2 separate regions of the Homo sapiens genome follow, and region 2 is linked to region 1. Evidence: read pairs that join two places in POLR2A ChIA-PET (ENCODE). Cell type or tissue: Panc1. All regions are shown on one strand. Each heading gives the region's core, and the rest is flanking DNA. Links, peaks and the distances in the headings are about the cores only.

Evidence for each region. Peaks named below come from ENCODE experiments on the same cell type or tissue, not always from the same donor. Only the 100,000 strongest peaks of a DNase experiment are listed, where the experiment ranks them.
Region 2: POLR2A ChIA-PET joins it to region 1 with 9 read pairs; 6 of 35 experiments call an interaction of 5 or more read pairs at or near these places.

What each region holds. Positions count from the first base shown.
Region 1 is chrX:136,741,830-136,757,106 of GRCh38, forward strand. ARHGEF6 (Rac/Cdc42 guanine nucleotide exchange factor 6) reads right to left here. Exons shown (of 22, transcript NM_004840.3): 3 at 5,679-5,763; 4 at 3,394-3,518; 5 at 1,756-1,957. Among named protein-coding and RNA genes, the nearest start is that of ARHGEF6, 31 kb to the right of the region's middle. In Panc1, for the core only: no CTCF peak of the experiment used is centred there; no DNase peak of the experiment used is centred there; H3K27ac peaks cover 1,482 bases.
Region 2 is chrX:136,826,673-136,841,949 of GRCh38, forward strand. No RefSeq gene overlaps it. Among named protein-coding and RNA genes, the nearest start is that of SNORD61, 45 kb to the right of the region's middle. RefSeq lists an enhancer at 8,039-8,540. In Panc1, for the core only: no CTCF peak of the experiment used is centred there; no DNase peak of the experiment used is centred there.

The DNA.
Region 1 (15,277 bases), core at 6,120-11,119:
GCTTCTTGATATTCTTAGTGTCTCATCCAGTACCTGCTCCATATTGAATGAATTGAGCCCTTAATGAGATGCCACTCAGGTGCCAGCCTTCAAGAATATCAAAATGAATCAGAAATTTTCAGCTCTCAAGAGCTCAGAGTTATATACGGATTTTCAACTGCATGGGGGCTCGGTGCCCTTAATCCCCATGTTGTTCAAGAGTCAACTGTAGCCAGGCGCAGTGGCTCACGCCTGTAATCCCAGCACTTTGGGAGGCTGAGGCGGGCGGATCACAAGGTCAGGAGATCAAGACCATCCTGGCTAACACGGTGAAACCCCATCTCTACTAAAAATACAAAATTTAGCCAGGCGTGGTGGCAGGCGCCTGTAGTCCCAGCTGCTGGGGAGGCTGAGGCAGGAGAATGGCGTGAACCCGGGAGGCGGAGTGTGCAGCAAGCCGAGATTGCGCCACTGCACTCCAGCCTGGGTGACAGAGCAAGACTCCGTCTCAAAACAACAACAACAAAAAAAAATAGAGTCAACCGTATATTTCCAGAATGTTTCATTTTACTTACAGTGAGCCTAAAATTTTATTAATTAATTAATAGTATCAATTTTGAGGCATTGAAAAAGCAATAAGATATTTACAAAAGAAATAATGCGCTGAGCTAACCACTCAAAAGAGCCCTTGTGTAAATATTTTTGAAAAGTAAAGAGATGTAATAATGTGAATAACTAAATGCTGTTTTATGTGTATTGTGAGGGACATATTCTTATGTATAAGGGTTTGCTGGGTTTTTTGCAATATCAGAAGAGCCTACCTTCTTAAACAATAAAGGGCAAGTGAATTATCAAAAAAACTCTAAGGAAAACTACTGAAGAGTGGCCAGGCACAGTGGCTTATGCCTGTAATCCCAGCACCGTGGGAGGCCGACACAGGAAGATCACTTGAGCCCAGGAGTTCAAGACCAGCCTGGGCAACACAGGCAGATCCGTCTCTACAAAAAGTTTAAACATTAGCTGGGTGTGGAAGGCGTGCACCTGTAGTCCCAAATACTTGGGAGGCTGAGGCAAGAAGATCACTTGAGCCCGGGAGGTCCAGGCTGCAGTGAGTTGTGATAGCCACTGCACTCTGCCTGGGCAACAGAGTGAGACCCTGTCTAAAAATAATAATTAAAAAAAGAGAGAGAGAGAAGAAAAGACTACTGAAGAGCAATTCGATTTCATTCTCTGGCTATTGTTACAAAAAAAAGGTAAACAGCTAGCAGTATTCAGTGAGTTAAGGGCAATCTTGTTCAGCATCAAAGCGGCCAGACAGCTTCCTGCAGCCCTATCATTATTATCTCTCATGTCTGAGGCATTTAGTCTCAGGTCTGCTTACAGGGCTTAAGGCTAAAAAAAGGAAGTTAGCACATGGCCTCTCTTATTATTGGATTCTGCCATGGTAAGTTTTAGAGTGGTGAGAAGGACTATGTACTATATTACATGGGCTAGAATTAGTAGACATAAAGGGATACAGTTAGGGTGGACCAGTTGTCTGAGCTTTGAATTCCTTTGCTTTTTTTATTTTTCTGCTGCCTTAATGTAATCTAAATACAATTTGTTTCAAAATATCTAATCACAGATTTTTCCCAGTTCTGTTCTACTCTTATTTTTGGCATACACATACAAGTATAAACAGCTTCTGTTAACCAATTAAAACTACACAATTTTCAGTAAGAATACCAAGAAAGTACAAGAGTCACAATCAAAAAGCCTTTTAAAAACTTCACTTACCACTGGATTTAATTTCACGGACATAATTACTGGGGAACCAGCCTGTTCTCCCATTTAATGTGCCTTCCCACCAGCCTCCTTCTTCAACTCGTGTGACGTAAATGATGTCCCCCTTACAAACTGACAGTTCATCCTCATTAGTCTGCTTAAAGTTGAATCTTGCTTTTACTATCAACTGATGACTTCCATTTTCCGTCATCTCCTAGAGAAACAAAAGCCACACCAGATTAAGCACTCATCTAAATAAGGCAGGGGTAGAAATGATATGGATATAGGCAAATAAAGTGGAGGAAGCAAAGACAAAACCCCAGATCCATCTCAGTCCTGAGTTTTTAACTTAGGAATCCATGAATGGGTCTCAGAGGGATTAATAAATCCCTCAAAACAGTATGTAAACTTTGGCATTTGTGAGAATCTGTATTTTGAAGTGGGTCATAGCTTTCATTTTTCTCTCCACACCCCTCCCCATTATCTAAAGATTATCTATTTAACTAAGCCAGATAACAAAGTAGAGTGATAAGCTATTCCACCCTGGATAAGCTATTCCACCCTGCCTCTACTCAACACACAAACAGTCCACATAATTATATAACCAAGATGTACTAACCTACCCTCCATAAAATCTGCCTCCCATCTCCTAATTACTAAGGATATCTTAATTTGGCTAAGACTTATTTATATGCAAAGATCAAATAACCCATAGTTGCCTAAGTCAGGAATTCTTTTTTCCATTTTTTTATTTTTATAGATTTAGGGGGTACAACTGCAGTTTTATTACATGGATATATTAAGTCAGGAATTCTTAATCTGTCATGTATAAACTGGACTTCCTTTTTGAGGGTCACAGACCCTTTAGAGAATCTGATGAGCACAACATATTTTTGTCTAAATAAGTTCATACACATGGGCTTTTGTATACAATTTGAGAGGGTACCAGGGGTGTAGAGACATAGTGTTCATCAGCCTTTCAAAGGGATCTGTGATCCAAAAAAGTTAAGAACCACATGCTCAAGTGCTTTGGAAGTAATAGGTCATAATGTCTTACTGCAAGTGGGTGGCTTTTGACAGGAAATAAAGGTTTCACCCAAAGAGCAGAAGATGAGGCATTTCCTCCCAAATAAAAGCTCCCAATAAGAGCAAGTGAAAAGGCAACTGGGAGATCCTAATATAGAAGCTCATCATAGACTGAAATTTAAAATCAAGCCTTCCTCATTAGGAATGGAAAGAGAAAAATAAAAATGGCAATAATAATGAGGATACTAATCAATATTTATTGATTGCCTACTATGTGTCAGGCACTATTTAGTTCTAATAAAACAAGGGATAGGGAAATTAACAGCAAACTGCCATCAGAAAGTAGCCATAATGACTTCCATTTGCATAGCATTCTCAGTTAAGTGACTTGCCTAATTCTCGTAAGGGACAGAGCTGGAGCTTCAATCCGGATTTTTGCCCCACCACATGCCTTTGATTTGCTCCTTCGGGCCAGCCTGAATTGGTGCTCGGTTTATAATTAGTTTTCTCAGTGATGCCCAAAACAACCCGGATGGCTGTCTCACCACATATGGAGATGCAACTAGGATATCAATCTAATTTTATGGATTTTAAAACAGACGGAGAATTGGGGACTATACTTACCACTGTCTTTGACTGCCTTTGCAGCCCTGAAACTGTGCTAGAAACTGCTCCCTGTGGGTTTGTCTGAGAAGTATTAGCAGCACTAAGAGAAGAGGAACGTCCACATGGTCTTTCTGATAGCTGATCTGTGAAAAGAGGAAAAGGCATGTTAAAGGAACCACTCAGATCAGAAAAACATCTACCGCATAACATTATCTTTCTCAGGATACTATCAGAGGCATCCTGGCTGTAATTCTAACTGTTATCATTATGAACATGCCAAGTGTATTTCAATCCCCCTTCCCTTTTTGGTGGCCAACTTCCTGTTCTTAACCTTACTGGCCATCGTGCTCCAGTAGAATGAAAAACAGCGACAGAACCACATTTTCTCTTAACCATTTCCCTACAACTCTTCCCTCCTGAACCAGTTGCAACAGTATGCCCTGTTATCCAAGGCAGAACTATATTGGGTACCAAACAGCTGTTTGTGGCTCTTATTACTTTGAAATATTTCAAATTTCTCTCTTTGTTTTTTGGCCCATAACTCAGTGGCTCATTTCTTACTCACACGTAACAATATGTGTGGCATATATGATGTAAAATCTCCCTGATGTGTGTGGGGCAGGGTGGAGAATGAGAGTGAAAGAGAAGATGTGTTTGGGAAAGATGTAATCTTGATACTAGAATAATTTTTTTAACAATCAGATTCAAGAGTCTTCTCTTCCTTGAAACCTTGTGAAATTCGACCAGGCCAGAGCTGAGCTGGATGTTTTCAGTTTGTTGAGAGTATACAAAAGAGAGGAGCTGGCTTCTTGACAAATTTCAATAAGGGTTCTTTTCCTCTCCATTTATTTTTAAAAGATATAAACTGCAAAAGTCTAAAGCCCAAACATTCCCTAGGCGACAAGCTCAGTATCCAAGTAATTTCCTTGATGCTGTGGGTTTTAACTTTCACCTCCTTGTATTTTATAAATATCTGTGGCAAGGGAAGAGACTGTAAAACTTGCTAGGAGAGTTTGGCAAAGGAACGTATAATTTGTGTGGCATAATGTTAGAATTACACGATCCTCCCTGACTAGAACTGGATAGTTGTCATGTGTGTTAAATATAGTTACTTGAATTAGCTGTACTTTCAGCTATACGCCTTGCAATAGCTCAAAAGCATTTTTTTTTCCAAATAGCAAAAGAACAACTTTGGAGAAGTATTTTTACTTGTATTGCTATTATATACAGCTCTTTTGACAAAAACTATAATTACTCGATAGCTTCCTAGATGCTCTAACCTATTTGGCACTTGATTATATTGTCTGCTCTTGTCCTCTAATTGTTTCACGTGGGTAAGTTGAGTCTCCTTAAATAGACAGTAATTTTCTCAAAGGCAGGGACCATAGCTTTGACATTTTTTGTAGCACCTGGCGATGCTGGGCACACAGCCTCTTGACTCTACAACAGTTTGAGCAGCAAGCCTCGTGCTTGGGCATAAGGGCTCTGTAGTCATTCAGATGTGGGTCTGAATCCCAACTCAGCGACTAACTTTCTAGTTGGGCAACTGTTGGCCTGACTTTCCTTATCTGTAATATGGACCTAATAATAATAATACCTACCCCCAGTGTTGTTTCAAGGATTGGATGAGATCACCTGTGGCTCTTATGACAGCCTAGATCCAGGGCAAGAGCTCAAAGCATTTTAAGTATGATTATTACTATTCAGCTGTTGGTAAAATATACCAGGGAAGGAGTGAAGCTACATTCTAAGTGTATCATCATTTTCTTCACATTTACTAGCATTTATATTTAATACCTCTAGTGTGGTAGGTGTTAAACATTTAAATAAAAGATATTATTTTCACTCCCTATGACCCCAAGATTTCATTTTTGGTGCAAGGCTACTGAGGGGTTCCTTTACATGGACAAAGGCATACATAAAACAATGAGAAAAATATGTCTCTAGTGGGGAAAGGGAAGTGACGGCTGTATTTTGTAAACTCTATGAAAAAGGGAACTGGTCTTTCCTTTTTCTTCTCTGTTTTGTTATACTCAGTTGGTGATTCAGAGCTTTGAATGGAATAGTTTCTTAGTTCTTATCATTATATTAAGGGCATTAGAATAACATCTATGATAGGTATATTTTAAATCCTAAGCCATGAAAAATTCAAGCATTTGACATTTGTTGGGGTGTATTTGGGGGAGCAAGGGGAAAATTTGCATCACGAGAACAATCCTGGCCAGAGTTGGCTCCTAGGGTAATCACAAACACATGGATTCAAAAATGTCACCCAGAACATATAAATCACAAGCCCGGCTTACCTTCTGTTGCTTTGTTGACAGCTAAAAGAGTACTCAGTACCTTGGAGAAATTGACCCCTGAATAAAGGTCATCAGGATCAAATATCTATGAGAAAGGAAAATTGAAACCGTAAGACACTACAAGTATTCAACTCAACAAACAAAACTATCAAAAGGCCACTTCCTCCAGCTCTCCGGAAAAAAAAAAAAAAAAAAAAAGTGTAGAAGCCAAGACACAAACCTCCATATACCTTTGGGAGAAATGAGAGCAGCAGTTGAGCCGCCTAATGACATGTGGCAGGCCATCAGTGAGTCAGAGCAAAGCAGTAATGGGAAATGAGAGCCAAGCTGAGAAGGCAGCGCCCACCAGGAAATAAACAGTGCATACTCAGACCCACTCTTCTGGCCTGAATGTATCAATAGTTTCAGCCCAGTTACAGGAAGCTCATATGCATGGGTTACAATCAATGCCCATCACCTACATAATGTCCTCGACAGTCCATAAATAAGGAGGTGGAGCCTTTTTGACATGGTTGCATCTGTACAGTTTATTAGCTGTGCCTAGTTGAGTCACTGTCAAAAGTGCCTTTTTCTCTGCTCTCCTTCCTCCCAACTGCCACCCGCTGCATCCCAACTGCCTAGGATCCCAATTCCATGTTGCCCAAACTTTCTGCCCAGGTCTGCCTTTTGCTCCCAGCTTCAGTTCTGTTTCTGCTGTTTGACCTTGCCCCTCTCAGCTCATCATGAATTCAAGTATTTGCCTGCCTGGGCCTATGGGCTCTTCCTGGCTTTAGATGACTTTCCCAAATATGACCTCTGGCCTGTCTAATACTACTCAACTCTTGGCAAAAAACACATTAAGGAAATACATTTCACTTTACCAGTCAACTGTCAATCTGATATGCTATTGTCCCCAGTGAAGATACCAATCAGATGTTGTTTTCAATACAATTTACCTGTTACCTTTGAAATGTAGTCAGTGTGTTAAAATATATTGAGTCTCAAATATGTATATTTGAAATTAGAAGTGTTCTCATGCACAGGTACAATCTATTAATTTGCCAGCCAACAATGTAAGTATGCATATCTGAAGGTAACCAGATGCCCACCTTCTGGATGGAAATGCCCCTTCTAAAAACATTTTGTTCCAGGATGTCTAGAAGTCTCTTAAAGAAAACAGATTGCATCATTTTTTCCCCAAATGTGGTGATGGAAATAAAATGTACCTTTTCATATGGGACATGATTGGTAATGGGCATAGGATTTTAAAGGGTCTGTCTTCCCATTAGGTAGAGCCATTTGTTCCATTTTTAAGCTGCATATTTTCTGGGAACCATATCAAGACAAATTTCTATCTTTTTTGTACATGTTCTTGAAAACCTATAATCTGTTTTTAGAGTGAAAATATATAATATCAATTTTTCACGTTTTGGGGGGTCAATAAAGATACATGCAAATGCAAACCTACACAAGTCTGCCTATTCTAGGATTCACTGCTTTATTCATTTAATCAATGAATATTTTGCATTCAAAGTTAAAATGACCAAAAAGCCCAGATGCATCTAAAAATGAGACATTAATATATTTCTGGTAAAAGAGTAATGCTAATATTACTAAAGAGTTAAACAACAACACATTCCAAATATATTTCTGAATGCTACAATATAAAATTCAAACTTTTCCAGAAATACATTGACAAGAGTTTTGTTTTAGTTTGTCAAAGCCTGGGTGAACAAGAGGCAATAGACTAGAGAGAGTGTCTAGTATCTCCGGGGATTTCAGACTTATTGAGTCTCCCTTAGAACTGATCAACTGGGAAAATGTTAATGACATGTATGCCAAAATAGTAGCAAAGCAAAAAAAATCACTTGTTTTTAGCCCATCAGTCCTAATGGGAGTGTGCATGTGTGTGTGCATGTGGATACATGTTTTGGGTGGGTGTGGTAGAGATGAGTAGATCTAAAATAATAAGCAGAAGTTAAATATTAGCAGAATAAGGCATGAGAGCAAAAGTTGTGATAAAAAACCTCTCCCTCTGGTTTTAGTTGTTCCTTATCCAGGGTTATTAAATGCCTATACATGGCAACACTGGTATTATTCACTTGTACAAGTACTTGACTGATTTTGAAAATAAATAAACTAATCAGAAAATGAAATGTGCATCAAGAAGAGTCATTGCATCTGCTTGAGGGAAGTTTCCTGAACTGTACTCGGTTCTCTTTTGAGAAAACCCCAATATACTCAAGTTTATCCATGGACACTGTTCTTGCTGCAAGCCTATTCTGAGGCACTAGAAACTACAGAGGAAGGAGTTGGAAGAAGCCTCTGGGAACTGCTAGAGAAAGCAACGCCTAAGCATTATTATTTCAGAGTAGCTGGAGAATCAGATACAACCACAAACACCCTTCACCACACTATACCTTCTAAGTCCTAAATTGAATGATATTGAAAATTCCACCCTAGATCTTTCTTCCATGCACTTCAGAGAGCTCCCCTATGAAAATGGAAATATTATCTGGAGGGATCACAACATTTTCAGCCACTATCAGTTATTTATGTCTTAGTGGAAATGAGCAGTGTGAGACCAAGTTTAGAGATGTTGATGTGGAGAAAGACTAAGGGCTCTGGTCCCCAAATAGGAGAAAGCAAAGGAGAATTCCCCAATGTAGAGAGGGTGTGAGAAGAACAAGGAAAGGTAGATTAAAGTACAGACCACTTTTTCTAGGACTAATCCCACTCATTTATACATCCAAAATAGAGAACCAATTCCCTTTTCTGTCTGCAAAGCACTGGAACTTGTTAAAAAGGTAATGTAAATTTGCACATTTATGCTGTATGTAATTTTCCAAAGTCATTTTCAATGAAATTTTTCAAAGTCAAAGTCAAATCATGGCAAAGTCATGATGATACTCATCTTCTAGTACCCTGTGCAAGCCTCACTAGTCTGTTCAGTGTCTCTGGTTTGTGACTGAGTCCCAGATTAGCTGAACTTTCTTTATACCTATTTTGGTGCACAAAAAGCCAGTTAGTTCCAGTTAGATCCGTGAAGGTCAGATGAACAGCAGGATTCCCTCCCTCCATTCATCTTACCACTACTGTGACTCAGACAAGAAAAAAGTATTACTTCTTAGACTACGGCTAGATGGTGTCAAGGTATCATTCCTGCAATCAGATGATGCAATGTTCAAATCTAACAACAATAAAAACATTTACTCTAACCAATAGGACAGACAGGGATTAAACTTTATTAAAGATATTTTAAGTATTTACATATAGCCAACCTAAGTTGCATTCCTACATCAGTAGATGAAATCAAACTTTTTTTTTTTTTTTTGAGGCAGAGTCTCACTGTATCCCCCAGGCTGGAGTGCAGTGGCATGATCTCAGCTCACTGCAACCTCCGCCTCCCAGTTTCAAGCAATTCTCCTGCCTCAGCCTCTCGAGTAGCTGGGATTACAGGGACCTGCCACCATGCCCGGCTAATTTTTGTTTGTTTGTTTGTTTGTTTTTGTTTTTGTTTTTGTATTTTTAGTAGAAATGGGGTTTCATCATGTTGGCCAGGCTGGTCTCAAACTCCTGACCTCAAGTGAGCCACCTACCTCAGCCTGCTAAAGTGCTGGGATTACAGGCGTGAGCCACCGCGCCCAGCCCAGACATTTAATTTTTAAATGTTTCCCTACAGCTTTTTATTCTAGATATCCCCAATGACAGCAAAACCTATTTGCAAACCACTAAACACCAGGTGTTAATTGTGAATTATTGGGGATCTGCCAATGTAAACTGCAAGAAGTTAATATTTCTATAGCATTACAAATAGAACCTTTTGGAGTAGTTCTCAGTTTCAACATGTATGCTATTTTATGACACTTTCCCTAAACTGCAAAAAGCCAGGAAGCATATGAGAATAAACTTTCCCAACTCCCTGTTCCATTCCCTCACTTATCTTATAGCTACTGTTTACTGATTTACTGAGCTCCTGCTATGTTCCTGGCACCACGCTTGGACATCACATACATATTGCTATGATCTGAATGTTTGTGCCCTTCCCAAATTCATATGTTGAAACCTAATCACCAGTATAATGGTATTTGGAGGTGGTGGCATTTAGAGGTGATTAGATCATGAGGGCATAGCTCTCATGACTGGGATTGTTGACTTTATCCAAGAGGCCCCAGAGAGCTACCTTGTCCCTTCCACCATGTAAGGACATAGAGAGAAGGTACTATCTATGAATAGGGAAGTAGGCCCTCACCAGGATACTAAATATGTCTTGATCTTGGATTTCTGGCCTCCAGAACTATGAGAAATACACTTCCATTGTTTATAAGCTACCTGGTTTATGGCTTTTTGTTCTGGTGGTCTGAACAGACTAAGATACAAATATATTTTTTTATTTGCATTTGATTCTCCCAGCAAGCCCATGATGTCAGTACAATTATTTTCCCCATTCCACGGATGAGTAAACTAAGACTCAGAGTAGTTAAGTCACAGGGCAGGAAAATGATGGAGCCAATAAAGATACACAAGAAAATGCTCTGAGGGGCATTGTAGCCCTGCATGTACACCTTATGTTTCCATGAGACATAGAGAAAAAATGAAAAAGCAATCCATGAGTCTGTATGCGAAAAGAAATCCTTTGCTTCTGTCAATACAAGTAGCATCTGTATCATCTGCATCGAGTTTGTTATAGCCTCTAAAATGATTAATTCAACTAATTGTAGCAAAGAGAAAATTTTCCATATTACAAGACTGTCTCCACAGGGGCCTTGCCTAATTCCTGTGCTGTCCTTCCCATTTCAAGGGTCAGCCTTCACCTAGGAGGCACTTGGCCACATTTGCCAAAAGAGGGGAAAAGCTACACTAAGCTCCTCCTATTTGTTGAACCAGGTCTGCCTCGTGAGCCACGATCCATATTTGTGAGGTCCTGGTCTGGTAGGGGTCCAGCTCGTGATTACAGAACCAAGCTAAAACATCTGTGCCACGTGCAATGACACCTAGCCTCCTGATTTTCTTGACATCATGCTCTAACCACCTGAGTTAACCAGTCACAGCAGTCTAGCCACATCTTAGTTAAGAAAAGAAGGCATACCCTACCCTGGTTCAGAACTGGTCATCTTTAATGTCATGTGGTTTCAGTAACACCCAATCAACTGCTATTTAAAGGTAATTTAAGGTTGGGGGTGATTATAATAGGTTCCATTACTCAAGAGTTAAAAGTCTAATCAACTGAAAAGCAAGTGATACATTGGGACCACAAGGACATATAGCTTATATTTCAAGCCTGTTTTTTAAAAAAGATTCCAAATATTTAGGAACATTCCAGCTCTTCCTTGTTCTTATTGCTCTTATTGAACAAAATCTTAAATTAACTTAGCTCATCTTGAATCACATTCTTTAATTCTCACAGCTGAGCACACTGCCTCTGTTAACCCCTGAACTTTGGTGGAAATGTCATTACATAGTGCAACAGAGCAAGCAAATCTGAGCTGCTTAGTCATATTTCACTGGGTGGTACCGCTCCTGGCCCTGTGAACGTGATCTGGGATGTGTGCACATAGCTCCTACTAAAAGCAGTCACAAAGTCAGCAACAAATAATGCTCTTAGCTCAGAAATTGGATTCATTACCCACTGGTATTCCACTTACTAGAATATAGTGGATGGCATTTCTACTCTGCCTGGTTTTAAATAATAGCTGTTCCTATTTGATATGGACCAAACTTAAGGGAGCAAATCTTGCTCTCAACTTTTATTTCCTCCCTTTCTCTCCAAGATCTAATTTGTGCCTGTAGCTGAAACAACATACAGTGTATTGGAAAGAGCACTGATGTGAGAGTCAGAAGACTTTGACTCCAATCTCAGCTTTGTCACTATTGAGCAGTTGTGAGGACCTTAGGAAAGCAACACTACCTTTATGAGGCTCCATTTCCCATCTGGAAAGTGTCTTTGAGCAAAGGAGCTCAGTGAGAGGTCTTGTGGTCCATCATCTAAATAGGAGCTTTTAAAGGCAGCATCTTGGCTGGGTCCCCAAGGCCCAGAATCAGGTCTTCAGTTCTCAAGGCTCTTGAGAATGGACTCACACTAGCCAAGCTCATAAAAGGCCAATGCATAAACCAAAAGGCCAATTTCTTAATTTTTACTAAAAATAAATGAAGCACTAAGAAGATTAAATACTCCCATTTTCTGGCCAGGGCACTCTCTCCCAATAGAGAAATCTCTCTGGTGAGCTAAATTATAATGAGAAATGTGTTGAGTACTACAGAATCAGAGCAAAGAGAGTCTAGGGTATTGCAGCCTAACATGCTTACAACCTGTTTACAAGCTGATTTTTCAAAATGTCATTTTTAAATGACCTATTTATAAATTCTGGCTTTATCTTGCTGCCACTGCATCGTGGCATTTGGACTGTGATCATGGACAGCTTTAACTCTCTATGTTTTCTTTTTGGCTCTGTGGATTTCTATAAAGTCACTTTACATAACTAATATGGACTCCTAGATTACTCGAACCTCATAGAATCTAGAGCCAGGAAGTTCAGCTCCATGGAGCTCCTATGACAGAAGCCAAGATCTGAGCTTTCTCCCTCACTCTTCATTAAGTCACAAATCTCATTCCCTGACGGCTACCTCAGCATCACCATAGGACTCCCATTCTTCCTTGTTAGCACTCCTATAGGGGAGAACCCCTTTCTCTATAACAGAGACTTTAGTTGAGTATTAAGTGTTCAGGTAAGAGGGGAATGAATGAAGAACAATATAGGCATCTTAGTGGGGCCAGTCACAGGATTAAATAAAGGGAGAGCAAAAGAGAACAACTGATGGCTGGGCACAATGGCTCACACCTGTAATCCCAGCACCTTGGGAGGCCGAGGTAGGTGGATCACTTGAGTCCAGGAGTTCGAGACCAGACTGGCCAGCATAGTGAAACCCATCTCTTCTAAAAATACAAAAATTAGCCAGGTGCAGTGGTGGGCACCTGTAATCCCAGCTACTCAGGAGGCTGAGGTAGAAGAATGGCTTGAATCTGGGAGGCGGAGGTTGCAGCGAGCTGAGATTGCACCACTGCACTCCAGCCTGGGCAACAGCGAAACCCCGCCTCAAAAAAAAAAAAAACAACGAAAGAAAAGAAAAGAAAAAGAAAAAAGAAGAAGGAACAACTGGTTTTGAATAATCTCACCAAAAAGAGAGTAGGCATGAAGGAAAGGGAAAAATGAAATATCTCTTGTCAATAGCCCTTGCCAAGCCAAGGACAGGAAGCAGGAGGCCTAGACTCAGCTGCCTCACAGTCAGCCAGCCATTGTGGCTTGGCGGGCTCCCACCCCTCCTCCTGTGCTCCTGTCACCAGAGCCTTTGCAAAAGCACACTGGTTGCCAGTTTTGCGGTGTGGGGTGGATGGGTGATCTCTCAGCTGCTGGAGCATCTGTGTGCCAGACATGAGGGTGTCTTCCCCAATGCCCCCACTCCCACCCCTTTAGAAACAGGGACTGACTCCCTAGTGTTCCAAATTGGAATGCGGAACACATTTTCCCAGAAACAGCATCACACCTGCCACTTAGCCTCTGTGAGTTCTATAGTTCAGCCACATTAAGTATTCAACAGGCTGTTGTGGGCCAGCCAGAAAACATAATCACCGTGTTGAGCCTTGTTTCTATGGGAAAATGTTTTCTGTGTCCCTAATAATCACTTAAAAATGAACTTTTGGAAAATAATTTGTTTTTACATTGAAGAGTGGCCAGACATGTGTTCCCAAATCAATGTCCAACATCCTTTATGCTTTTTCCTTGTCCCTTCATATAAAAGATGAACAAATGCCCTAGACATTCAGGGTACTATTTATTTTAGAACTCTTAGTGATGAGAGAATCAAGGTAAATATATGAAGTCCGTGAGAATACCCTCAGAAATTTCAGTAGTCAGCAGCTCCTCCGTGCCTGTTTAACAATCCAGGCAGTTAGAGAGGAGCCTCACCTATGGAGAGAAGGCTCCCTTGGTCCCTGCTTTCCTAGCAGCTACTAAGATTTAGGGTAGGAGCCCCAGAGCCTACCAGAATTTACAGCAGAGACTGGTGGTAAATAGCCCCACACAAAGACTAGGGAGAAACGAGGGCCATGAAACAAAAGAGCCACTGCTAGTCGCCTTCAGCAGCAGCCCTTCCAAGTATCACCTGTTGCTATCCATAATGTCCTCACTGACCTACCTTCATGTTTCTTTTTTCCAAACAGCTACAGCTTTATAGTCTGTAGAGATGTTGTAAATTTAAGCTGTCAGTGGTCTATCAGCCCAATATTCTTTATTCATTATGCAGGTACTGAGATTAGTCCTGAATTTCCTATTAAAAGGTAGGCTCTTTGAAGTCCGCATTCCCCCACAGACCTGGCCCCAATATTCAACATACACGAAATACTTGATAAATAACCATTCATTGGTTGATTGACAGGATGCTCTGTCAGAGAGACTTATAAAGGTAAATTATGCCTAGAACGTAAGCCCCATGATGTCAATTTTTTTTTCACTTCTGGATCCTCAGTGTCTAGAAGAGTGCCTGTCACGCAGTAGGCACTCAATAGATATTTGGTTAATTAATGAGAGTTTAGCTGTTCTCATCAATAGATGATTAATCATACTTGAAGAAAAAGTATTGCAGAAAGTATAATAAACTCAGAAAGAGATATCACTTAGGAAAGAAAAAAAACAATCTCCACGCAATTTTCCAGGAAACATGTAACATCTAAAATTAGATGTACCTGTGCTCATCAGCAAAATTAAGCTCTGTGACCACGAGGTGACCAAAGGTGCTTCAGACTCTACGGTTGTTAATTTTTTAAGTTGTGTGCTGAGTGTGGGCAACATCTGCAACTGCTTGCCTGTCCCAGGTAATAGAGGTTCCTCTAAATGCCATCACAAAGCACCATGACCTCATTATCATAGAGAAGAGAAGTTGCAAAGAACTGTGGGATTTTACTGCTTTTTCTGGAATTGGTTATATTTTCAACCGTTTTTGTTGTAAAACTGAATAAATGGCAAACACTACAAGCCACCCTCCCCTGTTCATGCCTATGCTCTAAAACTAGCTCCAACTCACAGCCAGAGCACAATGGGACACGGCAAAGCAACTCACCAGCAGCAAGAAGGGGTAACGTGTAATTGGAAAGACTACAATTCACATGCCCAAAATCCTCCTAACACCTGCTAAACTTGGAGGAAAGGATGCTGTGCCAAAGTTATTATTATTTTCTCTCTTTACTTAGAGATTACCTTCAGCCATTCATTTGGCAAAGACTTTTGGCTCTTCCCATTTATATATCTGTGTGATTCACTTTTTGAAAAGTATGTCATTTTCAGAGACACTCATCAATGCCTAACAGACATAAATTAATTAGTGAATCCTGCTCCAACTTACTCCAAACAGGATTTGCACTTAGGAAACAATCCAAACACTGTTAGGTGGGCATTCAGGAGCTCAGATCTCACAGACATCAGAAATGGTGCTTTTAGTTAGCACTCATGTCTCTCAAAACACAGCAAAGGCATCCAATAAAAAGCCTAATATAACCCAAGATCAAGTCCACCCTCTTCAGACTAGCATTCAAATTACTTCTCAAGGCCAGGCGCAGTGGTTCATGT
Region 2 (15,277 bases), core at 3,742-8,741, 82 kb after region 1:
GTTGCAGTGAGCCAAGATTGTGCCATTAAACTCCAGCCTGGGCTACAAGAGCAAAACTCTGTCTCAAAAAAAAAAAGGCACTTTAAAGGCACAGATGAAGCACCAGCTTTGAAACAATCCCCGTGAGGATGGGGCACTATCCTTCAAGATGCAGTATATGCAGACAGTCCCTGACTTATGATGGCTCCACTTAGAATTTTTTGACTTTATAATGGTGCAAAAGTGATACACATTCAGTAGAAACTACACTTTGAATATTAAATTTTGATCTTTTCCTGGGGAAGTGATATGTAATATGATACTCTCTTGTGATGTTGGGCAGGGGCAGCAAGCTGCAGCTCCCACTCAGCCAGGCAATCACGAGGGTAAACAACCAATCCTCTACAGTGTACAATGTTGCCAGATGAGTTTGCACAACTGTAAGCTAATATAAGTGTTCTGAGCATGTTTAAGATAGGCTAGGCTAAGCGATAATGTTCACTAGGCTAGGTGTATTTAATGCATTTTTGACTAACAAAGTTGAGGAGCATCTGTACTCTAAACCAGGGATCAGCAAATTATGGACAACGTGCCAAATCCAGCCCACTGCCTGTTTTGATAAATATGACTTTATTGGAACATGGCCATGCTCATTTGTTTACATACTGTCTTTGGCTGCTTTCATGTTATAACATCAGAGTTGAGTAGTAGCAACAGAGACCATATGGACTGCAAAGTCTAAAATATTTACTGTCTGGCCCTTTATAGAAAAAGCTCACTGACTCTACCTCTAACTCAGAGATCATTATATAGTGCTCTGGCCCCAACAGGTAAAAATACATGGGTGTAAGAACCAAGACATGGAAGTAAGAGTGACCCTCTCACCATCACTCCTAATGAACTACTTGAGGATTTATGCTTCCTGTCTCTACAACCTTAGGATCTATGCATCTAGAAGATCCAGTTCCCAGATGGGGATCACTTCCACAAAGAGACGTAGCAAGAGTCCAACTACACCTAAAGCTACACGTATTGGCTGGTCACTTGGGCTCCTTCTGCCAATAGATCAACAGGTATGAAAAAGAGTTACCATACTGACAGTGGGAATTGGCCCTAGATTATCATGAGGACGTAAAGTTGCTGCTATATAATATGAGCAGGGAAGAGTATGTTTGGCATTCATGTGACCAATTGGGGCATCTCTTGCTACTGTAATGCCCAGTTTTAGCCATGAATGGGCAAGTGAAGCAACCACAGACTTGATAAGGGCATGAAAATGGGCTCAGACCCACGGCAATGAGGGTATAGGTCACCCCATCAGGAAAGCCACCTAAACCAGCAGAAGAACCAAACAAGTTAGGGAAATCTAGAATGGGTGATGAAAGAAGGAAAAAAGAATATCAGTTAAAGTCTCAGGACCAATCAGAGCAGTCAAGGCTGTGGTTTGTTTAAATCTCCTCTTGCAAGTTTCCCAAAGGAATTCCCACCAACTAGAATCCTGGAAAAACCATGCCCAAATAGAATGAATTTAATAGGAAGTAGCAAGTGGATCTGATTGGTCCAAGGAATGAACTATAGTAGACACTGTTGGTGCCTTTCATTGATCACCTTCATTAACTGATGCATCCATCCCCCAGCTACATTGAGTGCTGTGGCTAACAGTTTACACCTTTAAACATGTCCAAATAATTACCCTTTGCTAAGGGGAGCCACCTCTTCTGAAGACAACTGGGAAATCCAAACACCTCCCACCCCCACCCCTCACCACCACCGCCAATAATGACCAATGACTGACTGATAGGCCTAACTCCCTTGCCTCCTAATGGAAAAACTCCTCAAGTTCCTCATTGCTGCATGAAACAACTCCTGACATGTTACAGGCCATGACCACACACATTCCTCCCCTGTATCTTCCTACTCTCATTCTTTTACAGGTTTTTCCTAAAGAGCCCTCCCTCAATAAATCACATACACCTAAATGCCTGCCTCAGGCTCTGCTTCTGGGCCTTTCATGCAAAGGCAGAGCCATTTTCCTTAAGCCTACTGACCATAGCACATGCTCCCTGCAGGCAGGAATACCCCAAAGAAAGGGGATAAGTCACAGATGCCAAATTCTTAGTCCCAAATCACAATTTAGCATGTCACTCCTCCTCCCATGAGGAGCAGCGAAGGGCATAGAAAAGCCTGGAGTGTTACCTGAATATGTGTCCCTTCACCTGAAAACTGGGTAAATTAGGAATAAGTAATCCCCCTTGTCTTGGGTTGGCTCCCCAGAAGCAGGCTCTGAGATGAGGATTCAAGTACATGCAGTTAATTTAAGGAAGTGCTCCCAGGAGACCTCAATAAGGAAATGGAGGAAGCAGGACAGGAAAGCGGAAGTAGCTAAGCAAATGTGTAATTTCAGGCAACATCCTATGGAGGGTTGCTTCCACATGATCCCACAGGAGAATGCCAAGTGTAAATTATGTCACAGGGTTTGTCCCTACTCAAGACAGAGGAATTAAACTTTCATACTTTCCCTCAATAACCTTCATTTGGTAAAGACTATCCAGAACTTGCAAGTGGAAAGGGGTGGGGTTGCAAAAATATGAATGTAAATTCTCAGGCATTGTCAGTTCTCTGCACATACAAGCAAAGCAGCTCCTTAAAACAGGCTTCCAAGAGAGCCAGAGAGGCAAAGGTACAGGCCTTTAGAAGTAAATATACACAGCCGGGCGTGGGGGCTCATGCCTGTAATCCCAGTGCTTTGAGAGGCTGAGGCAGCCAGATCACCTGAGGTCAGGAGTTTGAGACCAGCCTGGCCAACACAGAGTGAAACCCTGTCTCTACTAAAAATACAATAATTAGGCAGGCGTGGTGGCGTGTGCCTGTAATCCCAGCTACTTGAGAGGCTGAGGCAGGAGAATCACTTAAATCCGGAAGGCAGAGGTTGCAGTGAGCCGAGATTGTGTCACGGCACTCCAGCCTGGGTGACAAAGCAAGACTTTGTCTAAAAAGAAAAGGAAGTAAATAAACACAAAAGCCAGGGAAGGAGTTCAAGAAATTGTTAAAGGAATCTGAGAGGATCTGGGCAGAACAACAGTAATCAGTACAACCTCCTAACATTTAACAGTAGTTTTTTTTTCTTTTCAACTGTCTTTATACATATTTTACATATCATATAATGCACCCATTTCAAGTGTACAATTCACTGATTTTTAGTAAATTTACCAGGTTGTGTAACTATCATCATAAATCCACTTTAGAATATTTTTATAACCCCAATAAGATCCCATTTATTGTTACTCCTTTTCTCCATCATGAGGACCAAGCAACTACTTTCTTGTCTCTATGGAATCATACCATTTGTAGAATTTTGTGACTGGCTTCTTTCACTTAATGTTTTCAAGGTCCATCTAGGTTGGAGCATGTATCAGCACTTCCTTGCTTGTTATGGCTGAATAATATTTCATTGTTTGAATATACCACATTTTGTTTATCCAGCCCTTAGTTGACGGACATTTGGGTTGTTTCCACTTTTTGGCTATCATGAATAATTCTGCTCTGAAAATTCTTGCACTAGTCTTTGTGTGTACAAGTGCTTTCATTCCCTTTGGGTATACACCTTGAAGAGGAATTACTGGGTCATATGGTAAATTTATATTTAACTTTTTAAGAAATTGCCAAACTGTTTTCCAAAGTGAGTATACCATGTACGTGCCCATCAGGAATTTATGAGGATTACCATTTCTCTGTATCTTTGTCAACAATTCTTTACTGTGTGCTTTTTTATTTCTGCAATTCTAGTGGGTATGCAATGATATCTCATTGTAGTTTTAATTTGCATTTCCATAACTAATGATATTGATCATATTTTCATGTTCAATGTTTTAAAAACAGCTTTCTTGAGGCATAATTTACATACCTTAAAATTCACTGGTGTAATTGCTCAAATCAACAATTTTTAGTAAATTTCCAGGGTTGTATGTACAACCATCACCACAATCTACCACAAAGTTTCCATCAACCAGAGGAGATCCCTAATGTTCATTTGCAGTTAATCTCCACTCCCTTAAGCCTAAGGAACAACTAATCTATTTTCTATCTATACACATTTGTCTGTTCTGGACATTTAATATAATACTGGCCAGGCGTGGTGGCTCATGTCTATAATCCCAGCACTTTGTGAGGCCGAGGAGGGTGGATCACTTGCAGTCAGGAGTTCAAGACCAGCCTGGCCAACATGGTTAAACCCCATCTCTACTAAAAATACAAAAATTAGCCAGGCACGGTGGTGCACACCTGTAGTCTCAGCTACTCGGGTGGCTAAAACACGAGAATCGCTTGAGCTCGGGAAGTGGAGGTTGCAGTGAGCTGAGATTGTGCCACTACACTCCAGCCTAGGTGACAAAGTGAGACTCTGAAAAAAAAACAAACAAAACAAAAACAAAATGTCAGTTTATAGCATTGCTCAAGTCTTCAGAATGTTTGTTCTATCCATTACTGAGAGCAATAATGAAGTCTTGAACTGTTTCATTTCTGTCTTCAATTCTATTTTTCTTCTTGTATTTTGGGGCCCTGTGGTGAGTATGTGTACATGTTTATAATTATCGTTATAATTCATGTCTCTAATGAATTGACCTTTAGTCATTATATAATGTTTTAATTTCTCTCTAGTTACATTTCCTTGTGTATTAGAGTCTACTTTATCTGATATTAATATAACCATACCAGTAGTCTTATGTTTACTGTTTGCATGGTACATCTTTTTTCTTGTTTTTAGTTGTTTGTTTGTTTTTTTGAGACAGAGTCTCACTCTGTCGCCCAGGCTGGAGTGCAAGAGCGTGATCTTGGCTCACTGCAAGTTCTGCCTCCTGGGTTCAAGTGATTCTCCTGCCTCAGCCTCCTGAGTAGCTGGTATTACAGGCACCTGCCACCACACCTGGCTAATTTTTGTATTTTTAGACAGGGTTTCACCATGCTGGTCAGGCTAGGCTCGAACTCCTGACCTCAAGTGATCTGCCTTCCTCAGCCTCCCAAAGTGCTGGGATTACAAGTATGAGCCAACATGCCCGGCCATCGTTTTTCATCCTCTTAATTTCAACCTACTTGTGTCTTTGAAATTAAAGTACATCTCATGTAGACAGCATATAGTTGGATCTTGGGATATTTTTCCCACTCTGACAATATCTTCCTTTGATTCAGTTGTTTAATCCATTCACATTTATTATTGGTATGATTGGATTTATGTTGGCCATTTTGATAATTGTTTCTATATGTCTCATCTTTTATGTTCATTTGTTCCTCTTTTACTTTCTTCTTTTGTATTAAACATATATTTTCTACTGTACCTTTTTAATTCCTTTGTTGAATGATTTCTCTATTTTGAGGGTTTGTTTTTTTAGTGGTTGCTCAATTCTTTTGTACTAACGTACATATTTACCATTTGTGGTACTCTTCAATTTTTTCTGTAGTTTCAAATTCTTTTTGGTGTCATTTACTTACTGTAATGTAGTTTCATCCCTATCTCCTTCTTTATGCTATTATCATCATATATATCACATCTTGGCTGGGCGCGGTGGCTCACCCATGTAATCCCAGTATTTTGGGAAGCCGAGGCAGGTGGATCACTTGAGGTCAGGAGTTTGAGACCAGCCTGACTAACATGATGAAACCCACCTCTACTAAAAATACAAAAATCAGCCGGGCGTGATGGTGCACACCTGTAATCCCAGCTACTCAGCTATTCAGGAGGCTGAGGCAGGAGGATTGCTTGAACTCGGGAGGCAGAGGTTGCAGTCAGCTGAGATTGTGCCACTGCACTCCAGCCTGGGCAACAGAGTGAGACTCTGTCTCAAAAAGTAAAAAATTAAAAAATTTTAAAAATCGCATATATCACATCTTTATATGTTAAAAGTCTAAGAATATGATTTTATAATTGCAGTTTTATGGAATCATTTTAAACATATTAAGAGAAGAAAAGATTAATTGTACACATACACATATAAGGAACTTCAAAAAGTTTGTGGGAAAAATGGAATTAAAAACAAAAATGTAAGGTCAGGCATGGAGGCTCATGCCTGTAATCCCAGCAGTGTGGGAGGCCGAGGCAGATGCATCACCTGAGGTCAGGAGTTCGAAACCAACCTGGCCAACATGGTGAAACTCCGTCTCTACTAAAAATGTAAAAATTAGCTGGGTGTGGTGGCGGGTACCTGTAATCCCAGCTACTTGGGAGGCTGAGGCAGGAGAATCGCTTGAACCCGGGAGGCGGAGGTTGCAGTGAGCCGAGATCATGCCATTGCACTCCAGCCTGGGCAGTAAGAGCAAAACTCCATCTCAAAAAAAAAAAAAAAAAGTAAATATAAACTTTATTTCTCAACATAAGCTCCATCAAGTTCAAGACACTTTGGTAAGGGATGATACCAGTCATTTAGTCCATCCCTAAAGAACTGAGGGTTCTGGGAATTTAAGCATGTCTATGTTGTCTTTTTTATATTACTAGCTGAAGAAAAATGGGTGCCCTTTACAGATTCTTAAGATTAGGAAACAAAAAGAAGTCAGAAGGAACCAAATCAGGACTATAAGGCAGATGCCTAATTATTTTTCGTCAAAATTCTCACGAAATTGCCCTTATTTGATGACAATGATGAGCAGGAACATTGTTATTGTAAAGAAGGACTCTCTGGTGAAGCTTTCCCAGGTGTTTTTCTGCTAAAACTTCGGCTAACATTCTCAAGACATTCTCATAATAAGCAAATTTTATTGTTCTTTGGCCTTCCAGAAAGTCAACAAGCAAAATGCCTTGAGCATCTGTAAACACTGTTGCCATGACCTTTGTTCTTGACTACTGTGCTTTTGCTTTGACTGAACCACTCCAACTGTTGGTAGCCATTGCTTTGTGCTTTGCCTTCAGGATTGTACTGGTAAGGCAACGTTTCATATCCTGTTACAAGTCTTCAAAGAAGTGCTTCAAAATCTTGATCCCGCTTATTTAAGATTTCCTTTGAAAGCTCTGTTCTTGTCTGAAGCTGATCTGGCTACAATGGTATTGGCACCCATCAAGTAGAAAATTTGCTCAACTTTAGTTTTTCAGTCAGAATTGGGTGAGCGGAACCAACTGAAGGGTCTATGATGTTGGCTATTGGTTCTGTCGCTGATCATTGGTGATTATTAGGTACTCCTTCAATTAGGGCATGAGCAAGATGAACTCATGCCTTAATTGAAAGAGCACCAACTGAAGGAGCAACTTTTCTCCTCACAAACTGATGTGGATGGTCTGCCACTGTGGGCTTCATCTTCAACATTGTCTCATCCCTTCTTAAAATGAGTTATCCGTGCTGGGCACAGTGGCTGACGCCTGCAATCCCAACACTTTGGCAGGCCGAGGCGGGCAGATCACTTGCAGAAGTTCAAGACCAGCCTGGGCATTATGGTGAAACTCTATCTCTACAAAAAATACAAAAATTAGCTGGGCATAGTGGTGCACACCTGTAGTCCCAGCTAATAGGGAGGCTGAGGTAGGAGGATCACTTGAGCCTGGGAGGTTGAGGCTTCAGTGAGCCATGAACATGCCACTGTACTCCAGTCTAGGTGACAGAGCAAGACCCTGTCTCAAAAAATAAAAAGGAAATGAGTTATCCATTTGTAAACTGCTGATTTCTTTGGAGCTTTGTCCCCACAAACTTTTCATAATGCATCAATGATTTCACCATTCTTCCACCCAAGCTTCACCATAATGTTTGTTCTAACTTCAAATTTGGCAGAAGTCATGTTGCTCTGATAGAGGCTATTTCCAAACTGATGTCTTATCCTTTTCATACCTCAAACTAGAGGTTGTTAAGGTATGTTATAACAAGTTAGTGCAAGTTTATTTGGATGCTAAAATTTTTGGAATCCATGTATAGTTTTTTCATAATATTGCAATTCCATGAACTTTTAGAAAACTCCGTGTGTGTGTGTGTGTGTGGAGATACATACACCTTACACGGTTTATAATTGCCTACATAATTACTTTTACTTGTGCTTTTCATTTGTTTCTGTGGATTAGATTTAATCTCTAGTGTTCATTATTTTCTCCCTAAAGAACTTCTTTTGGCATTTCTTTTGGGTTTATTCTTCTAATTTCTTGTAAGGCAGTTATGCTAGCAATATATTTTATCATTCGTTTGGGAATTTATTTTGCCTTCAGTTTTGAAGAATACTTTTGCTGCATATAGATTCCTGCTTGAAAGATTTTTCTTTAAGCACTTGGAATATATCATCTTACTGCCTGCTGGCATCCATTGTTTCTGATGAGAGGCCAGGTGTTAATCTACATGTTTCTTACATGTGTAGATTCATGGAATCATCACCACAATCAAAATGTAGAATTGTTCCATCATGATAATGCTCCTTCATTCAGTCTCTATAGCCACATTCAGCCCCTCCATGCCCCACTCCTTGGCAACTATTGATCTGTTCCCCATCTCTATAATCTTGTTATTTTAAGAATGTTATTTAAATGAAATCATACATTATGCAACCTTTTGAGGTTGACTTTTTCACTCAGCATAATTCTCTGGAGATTTATCTAGGTATTTGCATGTATTGATAGTACATTCTTTTTTGCTGTGTAGTATTTCATGATATGGATATAGCACATTTTGTTTAACCATTCACCCATTGAAGTATGTTGGGGTTATTTGCAGTTTGGGCTAGTATAAAGAAAGCTGCTTTCAGCCAGACACAGAGGCTCATGCCTGTACTCCCAGCACTTTTGAAAGCCAAGGTGGGCAGATCGATTTGAGGTCAGGAGTGAGACCAGCCTGGCCAATATGGCAAAACCCTGTCTCTACAAAAAATACAAAAATTAGCCAGGGGTGGTGGCAGCAGAGGTTGCAGTGAGTCAAGATCACGCCACTGCACTCCAGCCTCCTGGGTGACAGAGCTACGCTCTGTCAAGGAAGGGAGGGAGGGAGGGAGGGAAGGAGGAAGGAAGGAAACAAGGAAGGAAGGAAGGAAGGAAGGAAGGAAGGAAGGAAGGAAGCTGCTTGAGGGAGGGAGGGAGGAAGGAAGGAAGGAAGGAAGGAAGCTGCTTTCAACATTCACATACAGGTTTATGAACCTAAGTTTTCATTTCTCTAGGATAAGTGCCCAAGAGTGCACTTGCCGTATCATACAGTAAGTGAGGTATAATTTTTTAAGAAACTACAAAAATATTCTCCAGAGTGGCTATACCACTTTTACATTGTTACCAGCAATGTATGAGTGATCCAGCTTGGTAAGTCCTTACCAGCATATGGTGTTGATATGGTTTGGCTCTGTGTCTCACCCAAATCTCATCTCGAATTGTAATCTACATAATCCCCACGTGTTGAGGGAGGGACCTGGTGGGAGGTGATTGGATCATGGGGGTATTTCCCCCATGCTGTTCTCACAATAGTGAGTGAGTTCTCATGAGATCTGATGGTTTTATAAGTGTTTGACAGTTCCTTCTCACATACTGTCTCACCTGCCACCACGTAAAATGTGCCTGCTTCCCCTTACACCATGATTGTAAGTTTCCTGCGGACTCCGGAGCCATGCAGAACTGTGAGTCAACTAAACCCCTTTCCTTTATAAATTACCCAGTCTCAGACAGTATCTTTATAGCAGTGTGAGAATGGAATAATACAGGTTGTCACTATTTTTTTTAATGTTAGCCAACCTGATAGTTATATAGCGATATCTCACTACAGTTTTAATTTTCATTTCTGTAATGGCTAATGATGTTGGCCATCTTATTATGTGCTTACTTACCATCCGTTGTCCTTTTCAGTGAATGTCTGTTCATATCTTTAGCTCAATTTCTTTTCTTTTTTTTTTTTTTTTGAGACCAAGTCTCGCTCTGTCACCCAGGCTGGAATGCAGTGGCAAGATCTCGGCTCACTGCAACCTCCACCTCCCAGGTTCAAGCGATTCTCCTGCCTCAGCCTCCCGAGTAGCTGAGATTACGGGTACCTGCCACCACGTCCGGCTGATTTTTGTATTTTTAATAGAGACAGGGTTTCACCATGTTGGCCAGACTGGTCTCGAACTCCTGACCTCAGGTGATTCACCCACCTCGGCCTCCCAAAGTACTGGGATTACAGGTGTGAGCCACCACACCCGGCCCTCTTTAGCTCAATTTCTAATTGAAATGCTTGTTTTTTTAACTGTTGAATTTTGAGAGCTCTTTATATATTATAGATCCAGGGCTTTTGTCAGATATGTGGTTTGCAAATATTTTCTCAGTCTTGGCCTAGTCTTTTTATTCTCTTAACAAGGTCTTTTGCAGATCAAAATTTTTTTATTTTGATGAAGTTCAATTTATCCATTTTGTTTCCTTTGTGGATTGCACTTTGGTGTCAAATCCAAAAACTCTTCACCTGTCTTTAGGTCCAACAGATTTTGTCATACTTTTTTTCCCAAAAGTTTTATAATTTTACACTTAATATTTAAATATGAGATCCATTTGGAATTAATTTTGTATAAGTCATGAGGTTTAGGTTAAGATTAGCTTTTTTTATTTTTAACCTAGATGTCCAATTGTTCTAGCACTGTTTGTTAAAAATGCTATTCTTCCTCCCTTGAGTTACTTTTATGCCATTGTCAAAAATCTTTTAGGCAGCTAGGCGTGGTGGCTCATGTCTGTAATCCCAGCACTTTGGGAGGCTGAGGCAGGCGGATCCCTTGAGGTCAGGAGTCCAAGACCAGCCTGGCCCACATGGCAAAACCCCATCTCTACTAAAAAACAAGCCAGGTGTGGTGGTGCATGCCTGTAGTCCCAGCTACTCGGGAGGCTGAGGCAGAAGAATCACTTGAACCCGGGAGGCGGAGGTTGCAGTGAGCCAAGATCATGCCATTGCGCTCCATCCTAGGCAACAAGAGCGAAACTCTGCCTCAAAAACAAAAAACAACAAATGTCTTAGGCATATTTGTGTGGGTCTATTTCTGGGTTGTCTATTCTGTCCTGTTAATCTTTATGGCTGGCTACCCCTCAACCAATACCACATTGTCCAGATTATAGGATTTATGTATTAGCCTTTAACATCAAGTAGAGTAATTTCTCCTACTTTATTCTTTCTCAAGTTTGTTTTAAGTATTTTAGAGACTGTTCCTTTTCATGAAAAATTTTGAATAATCTTGTATATGCTTTCTGCATCAATCAATATAATATTATTTTCTTTTTGGTGGGGGGCTGATGGGAGGGCTTGGGGAACAGGGTCTCACTGTCGCCCAGGTTGGAGTGCAGTGGCGCAATCTTGGCTCACTGCAACCTCCGCCTCCTAGGCTCAAGCGATCCTCCCATGTCAGCCTCCCAAGTAGCTGGGACTATAGGTGTGTGCCACCATGCCCGGCTAATTTTTGTGTTTTTGGTAGAGACAGGGTTTCACCATGTTGGCCAGGCTGGTCTCAAACTCCTGACCTCAAATGATCTGCCCACCTCGGCCTCCCAAAGTGCTGGGATTACAGGTGTAAGCCATCGCATCCAGCCTATTTTCTTCCTTAGTCTATTGATATGGTGGACTACATTAATTGATCTTTGAATATTGAGCCAGTCTTGCATTACTGGTTTAAATCTCTTAACCTGTTTTAGTCAAGGTTCCCCAGAAAGAACCAATGGAATATACATAGAAAGAGATATATGAGAAGGGATTTATTAGGGGAATTGGCTCACTCAATTATGGAAGCTGAGAAGTCCTACAATAGGCCATCTGTAAGTCTGAGAACCAGGAAAGCCAGTGGCATGGCTCAGTTCCAGTTCAAAGACCTCCAACCCAGGGAAGCTGATGGTGTAATGCTCAGCCTGAGGCTCAAGGCCCCAGAGCCCAGGTGGCTGCTGGTGTGAGTCCCAAAGGCCAGAGAAACAACTGGATTTCTTAAATCTAAGGGCAGGAGAAGAAGGGTGACCTGGCTCCAGAAGAAAGAGCAAGAATTTTTTTCTTCCCCCAACCTTGTGTTACACCCAGGCTCACAGCTGATTGAACGGTGCTCACCAACATGAGGGCAAATCTTGTCCATTCAGTTCACCAACTCAAATGCCAATCTCCTCTGGAAACACCGTCACAGACACACCTGGAGCAGCCAAATCATTCTAATCAAATGCCAAACTACCTGAGTTTCCCTTTAAGCAGAAGAGGGATGGGCTCGGTGCTTAATGAAACATTAAGAATAATGAATTATTTACCAGTTTTCCAGAATTCCTTAACCAGTCGACACCCAAAATCAATCATCACAGTTGTGGTATATAATTTGTGTGTTGCTGCATTTGAGATACACACACACACACACACAAACACATATATATATATTTGAGACAGTCTGGCTTTGTCACCCAGGCTGGAGTACAGTGGCATGATCACGGCTCACTGTAACCTCCACCTCCCAGGTTTAAGCGAATTCTCCTGCCTCAGCCTACTAAGTAGCTGGGATTACAGGCGTGCACCACCACTCCCAGCTAACTTTTGTATTTTTAGTAGAGACAGAGTTTCCCCATGTTGGCCAGGCTGGTCTCGAACTCCCAGCCTCAAGCAATTTGGCTGCCTTGGCCTCCCAAAGTGCTGGGGTTACAGGTGTGAGCCACTGGGCCCAGCCTGATTTGCTAATATTTTATTAAGGATTTTTGTTTCCACATTTATTATGAGAGACATTAGTTTATAGTTTTTGCTTTTGTGCTCTCTTCAGTTTTGGGATCACAGTAATAGTGGCCTCATAAAATGAGCTAGGAAGTGTTCCATCCTCTTCTATTTCTGGGGGGAGATTGTGTAATACTGATGTTAATTCTTTAAATGTTTGGGATGATTCTTCAGTGAACAAAGTGATATAAGCACGGAGATTTCTTTTTTAGAAGCCTTTTAGTTATGAATTCATTTTCTTTAATGGTTAAAGGACTATTCTGATGATTTGGGGGTTTTTTGTTGTTGTTGTTGCTTTTTTTTTGAGATGGAGTTTCACTCTTGTTGCCCAGGCTGGAGTGCAATGGCGCCATCTCGGCTCACTGCAACCTCTGCCTCCCGGGTTCAAGCGATTCTCCTGCCTCAGCCTCCCGAGTAGCTGGGATTACAGGCATGCACCACCACGCCCGGCTAATTTTGTATTTTAGGTAGGTAGAGATGGGGTTTCTCCATGTTGGTCATGGATGGTCTCGAACTCCCGACCTCAGGTGATCTGCCCGCCTCAGCCTTCCAAAGTGCTGGGATTACAGGCACGAGCCACCGCGCCCAGCCGTTGTTGTTTTCAAACTACTGTGCTCAAGTGAACCTCCCCTCAGCCTCCCAAAGTGTTGGAATTACAGGCATGAGCCACTGCGCCTGGCTCAATTTGTTTTATCTTGATTTAGTTTGGGTATCTGCATGGTTTTGGAAAAACTGACCAGTTTCTTCTAAGTTGTCAAGTTTATGAGTGTCAAGTTGGTCCTAATATTTTCTTTTTCATTTTTTTAACAACTATAGACTCTGTAGTGATATCACTGTTTGAATCCTGATAGTGGTACTTACGTTGTCTCTCTTTTTATCTTTGTCAGTCTTGCTACAGGTTTATCAATTTTATTTTCATTTTTTAAGAATAACTAGTTTTAGGGAGGCAGAGGTTGTAGTGAGCCGAGATCGCACCACTGCACTCCAGCTTGATGACAGAGCAAGACTCTGTCTCAAAAAAAAAAAAAAAAAAAAAAAAAAAAAAAAGAATAACCAGGTTTTTTGCAACATAGATTTTAACATTTTTAATTTTGTTATTGATACATAATAGTTGTACTTATTTATTGGATACATGTGATATTTTGATATGTGTACAATGTATGATAATCATATCAGGGTAATTGAGGTATCCATCAGCTCAAGCCTTTGAACATTCCAAATTCCACTCTTTCAGTTATTTCAAAATATACAATAAATTAGAGATAACTATAGTTGCCCTATCATGCTAGTGAACATTAGATCTTATTCCTTGTATCTAACTGTATTTCTACCATTAACCATCACTTTTTATCCTCTCTTCCCACTACTCTTCCCAGCCTCTGGTAACCATCATTCTACTCTCTATCTTCATGAGTTCAATGTTTTTTTTTTAGCTCTCAAATATGAGTAATAACATGCAATATTTGTCTTTCTGTACCTGGCTTATCTTGCTTAACATAATATCTTCCAGCTCCATCCATGCTGTTACAAATGACAAGATTTTCTTCTTTATTTATGGATGAATTTCATTGTGTATATGTACCACATTTTAGAAGAACAAATTTTTGTTTTATTGGTTTCTCTATTGTTTTCCTGTTTTCAAGTGATCTTTTTTTTTTTTTTTGAGATGGAGTCTCACTCTGTGGCCCAGGCTGGAATGCAGTGGCTCAATCTCGGCTCACTGCAATCTCCGGCTCCCGGGTTCGAGCTATTCTCCTGCCTCGGCCTCCCAAATAGCTGGGATTACAGGCATGTGCCACCACGCCCAGCTAATTTTTGTATTTTTAGTAGAGACAGTGTTTCACCATGTAGGCCAGGCTAGTCTCAAACTCCCGACCTCAAGTGATCCTCCCACCTCGGCCTCCCAAAGTGCTGGGATTACAGGCATGAGCCACCACGCTCGGCCTCAGTGATTTCTCTTCTTGCACTGTTTCTTCTGCTTTCTTTGGTTTATTTTTTAACTTTTTTTTTAGTAGAGATAGGGTCCCACTAGTTGTCTGGGCTGGTCTTGAACTCCTGGGATCAAGCAATCCTCCTGCCTCAGCCTCCCCAAGTGCTGGGATTACAGGCATAAGCCATTGCGTCCAGTCCTTTGGTTTCATTTGCTTTTCTTTTTCTAGTTGCTTGAATCAGGAACTTAGATTATTAATTTAGATTATTAATTTGAGATCTTTCCTTTTTTCTAATATAAGCATCATTTAGTATTATAAATTTCTCTTTCATGAAATTGTAAAATGGTATAGCCACTTTGGAAAATAGTTTTGTATTTCCTCAAAATGGTAAACAATGAGTTAGTTACCTTAGGACCCAGCAATTCTACTCTGAGGTATATACCCCGAAGAACTGAAAACACAGGGGTTCTTACCAAAACCTGCTCAGGAATGTTCACAGCAGCATTATTCATCATAGACAAAAAGTGTAACTCCCAAATATCTATCAACTGATGAATGGACAAAGCAAATGTGATACATTCATACAATGTAATATTATTTGACCAAGAGATGAAGTACTGATGTGTACCTCAATGTGCATGAACTTCAAAAACATTCTAAGAAGCCAGTCATGAAAGACTAAATATTGTATGATTCAATTTATATGCAAGTACAGAATAGGAAAATTCATAGAAACAGAACGTAGTTATT